Regions from separate parts of the Homo sapiens genome. Here region 1 is linked to region 2. A link is a contact called in ENCODE Hi-C or POLR2A ChIA-PET data. All regions are on one chromosome and are shown on one strand. The core of a region is the stretch at or near the end of the contact, and the rest is flanking DNA. Distances in the headings are between cores, read along the strand shown.

Region 1 (3,740 bases), core at 450-2,949, 150 kb after region 2:
ATCTACCCAAAGGAAAAGAAGTCATTATATGAAAAAGACACCTGCATGTGCATGGTTACAGCAGCACAATTCACAATTGCAAAGATATGGAACCAACCTAAGTGCCCATCAACCAACGACTGGATAAAGAAAATGTGGTATATATGCACCTTGGAATACTACTCAACCATAAAAAGGAATGAAATAATGGCATTTGCAGCAACTGGATGGAGTGGGAGGCCCTAAGTGAAGTAACTTAGGAATGGAAAACCAAATATTGTGTGTTCTCACTTACAAATGGGAGCTAAGCTATGAAGAAGCAAAAGTACGAGAATGATAAAATGGACATTGGACTTTAGGGACTCAGGGGAAAAGGTGGGAGGGGACTGAGGGATGAAAGACTACACATTGGGCACAGTGTACACTGCTCAGGTGATAGTTGCACTGATATCTCAGAAATCACCATTAAAGAACTTATCCATGTAACCAAAAACCACCTGTTCCCCCAAAAGCTATTGAAATAAAAGAAAAAAAGAAGAAGTGGCTGGGCATGGTGGCTCATGCCTATAATCCTAGCACTTTGGGAGGCCAAGGCAGGCAGATCACTTAAGGCCAAGAGTCTGAGACCAGCCCAGCCAACATGGGGAAACCCGTCTCTACTAAAAAAAAAAAAAAAAATTAGCAGGGTATGGTGGCGCATGCCTGTAATCCCAGCTAGTTGGGAGGCTGAGGCACGAGAATCGCTTAATCCTGGGAGGCAGAGGTTGCAGTGAGCCAATAACTTGCTGCTGCACTCTTACCTGGGCAACAGAGTGAGATTCTGTCTCAAAAAAAAAAGAAGTGAATGGCATCAATCGTGAAAGGTATCACATAAATATGAAAGGTTACACAACTCTTTTAACCTATTTGCCTAGAAAAGAGTGGTAAGTAGGGCTTATTGAGTTGTTTTATTTTATTTTACTTTTTATTATTCATTTGTGTATTAATTTATTCTTTGGTGACAGAGTCTCATTCTGTTGCCAAGGCTGCAGTGCAGTGACATGATCTGGCCTCCTAGGATCAAACAATTCTTATGCCTCAGCTTCCCAAGTAGCTGGGATTACAGGCGTGTGCCACCACGCTCGGCTAATTCTTTTTGTATTTTTAATAGAGATAGGGTTTCACCATGTCGACCAAACTGGTCTGAAACCCCTGACGTCAAGTGATCCGCCCATCTCTGCCTCCCAAAGTGCTGGGATTATAGGCATCAGCCACCACGTTCAGCTAATTTTTACATTTTTAGTAGAGAGGGGGTTTCACCGTGTTGGTCAGGCTTGTCTCGAATTCCTGGCCTCAAGTGATCCGCTGGCCTCAGCCTCCCGAAGTGCTGGGATTACAGGCATAATTTACCGTGCTCAGCCATTGTCATTTATTTTGAATTTGGGAGAAGATATCACACCCATTTCTATGTTCTGGAGCAGGAAGTCTATCTTCTGGAGCAGCATTGCAGTCTAAATCACTCCTTAGTTCAGCTACATCCGAGTTCTTATCCCAGGACCAAGAAGAATAAGGAACACAGACACCACAGAGTAAGTAGAGTAGGATTTATTAAGCAAAAGGAAAGCTCTCAGCAAAGAGAGGTGCCCTGAAAGCAAGTTTTCAGAAATGGGGCTGAGTTCTGGGTCTTTTATGTGGAAGAGGAAGGAAGGAAGTCTTCTGTGGGTTCTGCCCAAAATGGGAGGGGTAAAGTTCCCTCCTAAGGGTGTTGCATCTGCACATGCCTGGGATTGGCCAGAGTGACTCCATCTTGGTTGTTACCCACGAGTGCCTAAGTGAAACCCACCAAGGGGCTAAAACCACAAAAATGTCATGTTAATGACACTATGATGAGCTGGGCCAAGGACACTTAGGTTGATTTATTCCGCCTGTGCCTAAGTTAGGACAGTCCCTTCTGAGCAACATCCTGGCATAAGGGGAAGTTCTTAACCACATTTCTTCCCATTAGCTGCAGAGGCGGTGTAGGTACGGTCCTGCTAGCGTTCTTGTGAACACTGCCCTTCTCCAGAGACCCTCCCTCTCTATCTGCCTAACCAGCCTCTAACTGCCTTCTCTCTCAGCAGGAAGTCTATCTTCTATCTTGGGATGACTTGAAAGATAACCCAATAGGAGCCCAGAACCTAGGCATCCAAGAATAAGAGAAACGAACATGTGTCAGATGGAGAAAACAGAAACTATGGACATCAAAAGGCTAAATTAGGGCCAGATATCAAGGTCACACTGGTGCTTTTAGGAAAGTGAAGTGTAAACAGCTGAGAGTAGAACTACAATGTAGATGAGGAAGCAAAAATGCTTAGTATAGGGAAAGCGCAGAGGCAGAAAGGAAAATAGAACCCACAAGAATTGTATTTTTTCTTCTTCCTTCTTCTTTCCTATTTCTCAATAAATACTTACAGAATACCTATAAGGCTTCATTAAGTATGTAAGCACTAAGAATATTTAATATGTGTCATGAAGAGTGATCTTCAAGTAAACATGACTCACATGCATCTGGTGATCTTCCTAACCTGTGTAAAACCCTTCCATTTGTTGAATTTGGCACCAAAGGCTCTTAAAGGCCATTTGTTGGGAATGTGTGGATAATAGGCTGACTTACATCTGTACTGGAAAAACTCTATCTTTGCCTTTGGAGAATTATGGACGTTTGGTTTTTTACCTTTAGCGGATAGAAGGGCAGCAAGATTTGTCATGTGCTGTTTAAAATCTGAATCTGGGCCAAGCGCAGTCACTCACACCTGTAATCGCAGCACTTTGGGAGGCCGAGGCAGGTAGATCACCTGCCAGGCCTCTGTCCAGGTCAGGAATTTGAGACCAGCCTGGCCAACATGGTGAAACCCTGTCTCCACTAAAAATACAAAACCTAGCCAGGCGTTGTGGTGCACGCTTGTAATCCTAGTTACTCGGGAGGCTGAGGCAGGAGAATCGCTTGAATCCAGGAGGCGAAGGTTGCAGTGAGCTGAGATGGCACCACTGCACTCCGGCCTGGGTGATAGAGTGAGACACCATCTCAAAAAAAATAAATAAATAAAATAAATAAAAATAAAAACTGAATCTGGGAAACCCCAGGGTCAATTTCTTTACTGATGGTTTTAACAAGTTAGATCACCTGACTTGATTATGTGGCCAAAGGGACAGAAAACCCAGCTGGAAACTTCTGCTTTACCGCTGTGCGTGCGCGCACATGTGTGTGTGTGTGTGTGTGTGTGTGTGTGTTTTCTCTTTTCCCCCTACACTACACAGAAGTAAGTTAGCCTCTCCTGAAGCCAAGTTTCCTTGCACTTGATAGGTCAATCTGGTGATGAAGTCGCATCCCACCATAACGACCCTGGGGAATTTGTGTTTATTGTTGTTTTAAGCTACTATGTTATTGGCTAATTTATTTTTTTTATTTTTATTTATTTATTTATTTATTTGAGACAGAGTCTCTCTCTGTCACCAAGCCAGAGTTTAGTGGTGCAATCTCAGCTCACTGCAATATCCACCTCCCGGGTTCAAACGATTCTCCTGCCTCAGCCTCCCAAGTAGTTGGGATTACAGGCGCATGCCCAGCTAATTTTTGTATTTTTAGTAGAGATAGAGTTTTATCATGTTGACCAGGATGGTCTTGATCTCCTGACCTCGTGATCTGCCCACCTCGGCCTCTCAAAGTGCTGGGATTACAGGTGGGAGCCACTGTGCCTGGCTGTTCTGGGCTAATTTTCTATGCAGCAATAGATAGATAGCTA
Region 2 (3,803 bases), core at 105-2,604:
AAATTAAAAATCAAATATAAGGTGAACATGTTAGCCCACTTTACTTCCATTCAATGATGTTAGCAAAAATATATCATTATAGAAGATTTAGGGGTACTGATGGTTAAGTGGGAAGAGTAGAAGTGATCTGGGTAGTTAAAATTTCTTCAGCTTTTTTCTCTTTAGTTTATTAATAAAAGCCATTTTATATGAACTATTTAAAAAATTTATTTTTTTTGATGTGATGACTCAAGGTAGAATATATTGTATGAACTCTTGCATTATTATTTTTATTTATTTTTTTTGAGACGAAGTTTCGCTCTTGTTGCTCAGGCTGGAGTATAGTGGCATGACCTTGGCTCACTGCAACCTCTGCCTCCTGCGTTCAAGCAATTCTCCTGCCTTAGCCTCCTGAGTAGCTGGAATTACAGGCATACATCATCATGCCTGGCTAATTTTTGTATTTTTAGTAGAGACAGGGTTTCACCATGTTGGTCAGGCTGGTCTCATAGTCCTGACCTCAGGTGATCCACCTGCCTCGGCCTCCCAAAGTTCTGGGATTACAGGCGTGAGCCACCATGCCCGGCCTCTTGCATTATTATTAATATTAGATCTCTCAATGTTATGATAATTGGCCATTATGCACAAGGCAAAGTCGAGATCCATAAGAGTTAAGTGATTTATTCGATGTTCTGGAGAGATGGCGTGGATGGGATCAGCGTTCGTTTTACTGTATCTTAAGATTTTAGTTTTAGTCTTAGCACTATTATTATTTTATTAGACAGCAAGTCTCAGTTAATGTTGTGCAGGCTGATTTCAAACCCCTGGGGCCTCAAGCGATCCTCCCACCTCAGCCTCCCGAGTAGCTGGGACTATAGGTGTGCACCACCATGCCCAGCTAATTAAAACAATTTTTTATAGAAGCAGGGTTTCTCTATGTTGCCCAGGCTGGTGTCAAACTCCTGCATTCAAGCGATCCACCCACCTTGGCCTCCCAAAGTGCTGGGATTACAGGCATGAGCCACCGCACCCTGACACAAATAACATTTCAATATCTCACTTTCCTATTCTGTGAAATCAGGGATCAGAAAAATAACATTTTAAAATGTGATGGAGTTGGCTAGGGTAATCAAAAAAGTGTTCTGTGCTAGAAATTTGGAAATGCTTGGACAAACGAAGTTAAACAGTTTCTTAGCTATAGTATTTCTCAGAGCCTTTGACAAATTAACATTCATAATAGTGGCATGTTGCCCTTCACAAACTTTTTGGACATATAAACACTTTTTGTTTTATGTTATGGCACACCATGTAACTGCAGTGAATCTGAAGGATTTCAGGGCAGAACAAAGAAAAAGATGTGACCACAAGGTGGCAGTGGGACACAACAAGCTCTCTTTGGACAGCGCTTTGACAGGTTTGTATGCCGGGAAGTCCCTCACAGCATGAGACCTTCCAAAGGCAGCGACAGTGTAGGGCGGCCACTACTCAGAAGGGGGAGGGTAAGAGAATTCCTGGAGGACTAGAGAGAGGGTGTATGTGTCATGACGTTGTTTAGCAGCAAGATCGGCGGGGCGGGTGGGGGGGTGTCTCTGGGTTACAGAGCTCCAAAGGGCAGCAGTGATTTGGGGTCTTTTATAGCCTGGGGTTTTTATCTATGGATAGTAGACGTTGAGTGTAGTTTGCAGGGTATGTAAAGCAGGTGGGCTCTAGATAGATGGCTAATAATTTGGTTATTTAGGCTATACTTAAACAATTGGATGTGTAAACATTTGATTTGGTGATGATGGGCTTTTGAGCTAACAGTCCTGGTTGCTGTGAAGAAGTAAACAACACAGGGCCCCAAAGGTCATTTTTAGATCATGTAACGGTAACACCTAGTCCAGCATTTACCAACTGTGATCTTCCAGATCAAAAATATTTTTATTCCAAATATTTTGAACTCCTGCCATTTCAATGTCTACTTCCACTACTTCTGGCAGCCACACAAAAATATAAGAAGTGATTTGAAAGGGGTATGCTATTCTTTTTTTTTTTTTTTTTGAGACAGTGTCTCACCTTGTCACTCAGGCTGGAGTGCAGTGGCACAATCTTGGCTAATTGCAACCTCTGCCCCCCAGGCTCAAGTGATCCTCATGCGTCAGCCATCAGAGTAGCTGGGATTACAGGCGTGCGCCACCATGCCCAGCTAATTTTTGTATTTTTAGTAGAGAGGGGGTTTCACCATATTGGCCAGGCTGGTCTCAAACTCCTAATCTCAAGTGATCTGCCTGCCTTGGCCTCCCAAAGTGCAGGACTACAGGCGTGAGCTACCACACCTGGCCAGAAAATGATATGCTATTCTTGCTGCAAATGTTGAAGTTGACTGATAATTTTTCTTTACCATAAAGCAGTGGTTCCCAAAGTGTAGTCTGCATATTCTGTAGTCTGAGACCCTTTCAGGGTTGTGAACTGAACTAGTTACTTTTCTCATGGAACACCATTTTTACTTTTTAAAAGAATGATTGATATGGTTTGACTGTGTCGCCACCCAAATCTCATCTTGAATTGTAGCTCCCACAATTCCCATGTGTCGTGAGAGGGACCCGGTGGGAGGTAATTGAATCATGGGGGCAAGTCTTTCCTGTGCTGTTCTTATGATAGTAAATAAGTCTCATGAGATCTGATGGTTTTAAAAGGGGAAACCCCTTCTCTTGGCTCTCATTCTCTCTTGCCTGCCACCCTGTAAGACGTGCCTTTCGCCTTCAGCCATGATTGTGAGGCTTCCCCAGCCACGTGGAACTGTGAGTCCATTAAACCTCTTTTTCTTTATAAGTTACCCAGTCTTGGGTATGTCTGTATCAGCAGTGTGAAAACGGACTAATACAATGACTACAGTGTAAGGTTATTCTTATTTGAGTACTTGGCAGACTATTTCATGAAAATAGAAGAAATGAGGCTGTCATTTCAAAGAAAACAAATGACAGAATTTGTTGTCAGTGATAAAGCTTTAGCTTTCAAGTGAATTTTGGAAGCCTCGTAGCTGCCACTGTGATCTTGAAAGCTATCCAGGACCTTTCTAATGACATCAGTTATTATGTTAACAACTGATTTTTGTTTTGGATAATAAAATGTGTCAATATTTAAAAGATCTATATAACTCAGAGAACCAATATTTTCCGAACTGCCAATGCATGATGTTACAAAATCATGCATTGGTAAAGATCAACTCAAAATTCAAGACAGACTAGTGCATCATAACACAAATGTATGAAAAGTGCATCATAACAAAATGTACGCAAAGTTCATTGATATGTTTTCAAGTTCCACATTGCAACAACCCATAAGAAATTACCACTTGCTGAGTTTTGGGGTATCAAAGAAGAGTATCCACAATGATCTGAAAAGTGATGATCTGAATGAAAATATATCTCTTTTCTAGGTAATAGATTTACGATTTTTAAAAAATGAATGTCTATTAAAATTTATCTGTTTTAATAGAAATTTTAATTTAACAAATATACATAAACAAAAACTCTTTGGGGATCCTCAGTGATTTTTTTTTTTTTTTTGAGATGGAGTCTCACTCTATTGCCCAGGCTGGAGTGCCGTTGTGCGATCTTGGCTCACTGCAAGCTCGGCCTCCCAAGTTCATGCCATTCTCCTGCCTCAGCCTCCTGAATAGCTGGGACTACAGGCGCCCGCCACCATGCCCGGCTAATTTTTTTGTATTTTTAGTACGGACAGGGTTTCACCGTGTTAGCCAGGATGATCTCGATCTCCTGACCTTGTGATCCACCTGCCTTGGCCTCGCAAAGTGCTGGGATTACCGGCGTGAGCCACCGCGC

The links. A loop is a pair of places that touch in the nucleus more often than their neighbours do. ChIA-PET counts read pairs that join two places held with the same protein, here RNA polymerase II (POLR2A). Pooled maps may share reads with other maps.
Region 1: a loop to region 2 is called in a map of B cell, with 2.6 times the contacts of the local background. The contact joins two enhancer-like sites. A Hi-C loop is called at or near these places in 3 of 168 maps with a recorded cell type or tissue (B cell, CD14-positive monocyte and GM12878) and 5 of 50 pooled maps. POLR2A ChIA-PET finds 5 or more read pairs at or near these places in 4 of 52 experiments (OCI-LY7, activated B cell, activated CD8-positive, alpha-beta T cell and 1 more).

Annotation. Positions count from the first base shown.
Region 1 is chr12:31,831,157-31,834,896 of GRCh38, forward strand. No RefSeq gene overlaps it. Among named protein-coding and RNA genes, the nearest start is that of H3-5, 41 kb to the left of the region's middle. Within about 2 kb of position 1,700, at least 8 of the 41 ENCODE cell types and tissues checked have a DNase peak (open chromatin) inside an H3K27ac peak, as active enhancers do; they include B cell and OCI-LY7, where a contact is called at or near this core.
Region 2 is chr12:31,680,962-31,684,764 of GRCh38, forward strand. The region is part of intron 6 of AMN1 (antagonist of mitotic exit network 1 homolog); the gene reads right to left. Among named protein-coding and RNA genes, the nearest start is that of ETFBKMT, 23 kb to the left of the region's middle. RefSeq lists a silencer at 1,486-1,575. Within about 2 kb of position 1,355, at least 4 of the 41 ENCODE cell types and tissues checked have a DNase peak (open chromatin) inside an H3K27ac peak, as active enhancers do; they include B cell and OCI-LY7, where a contact is called at or near this core.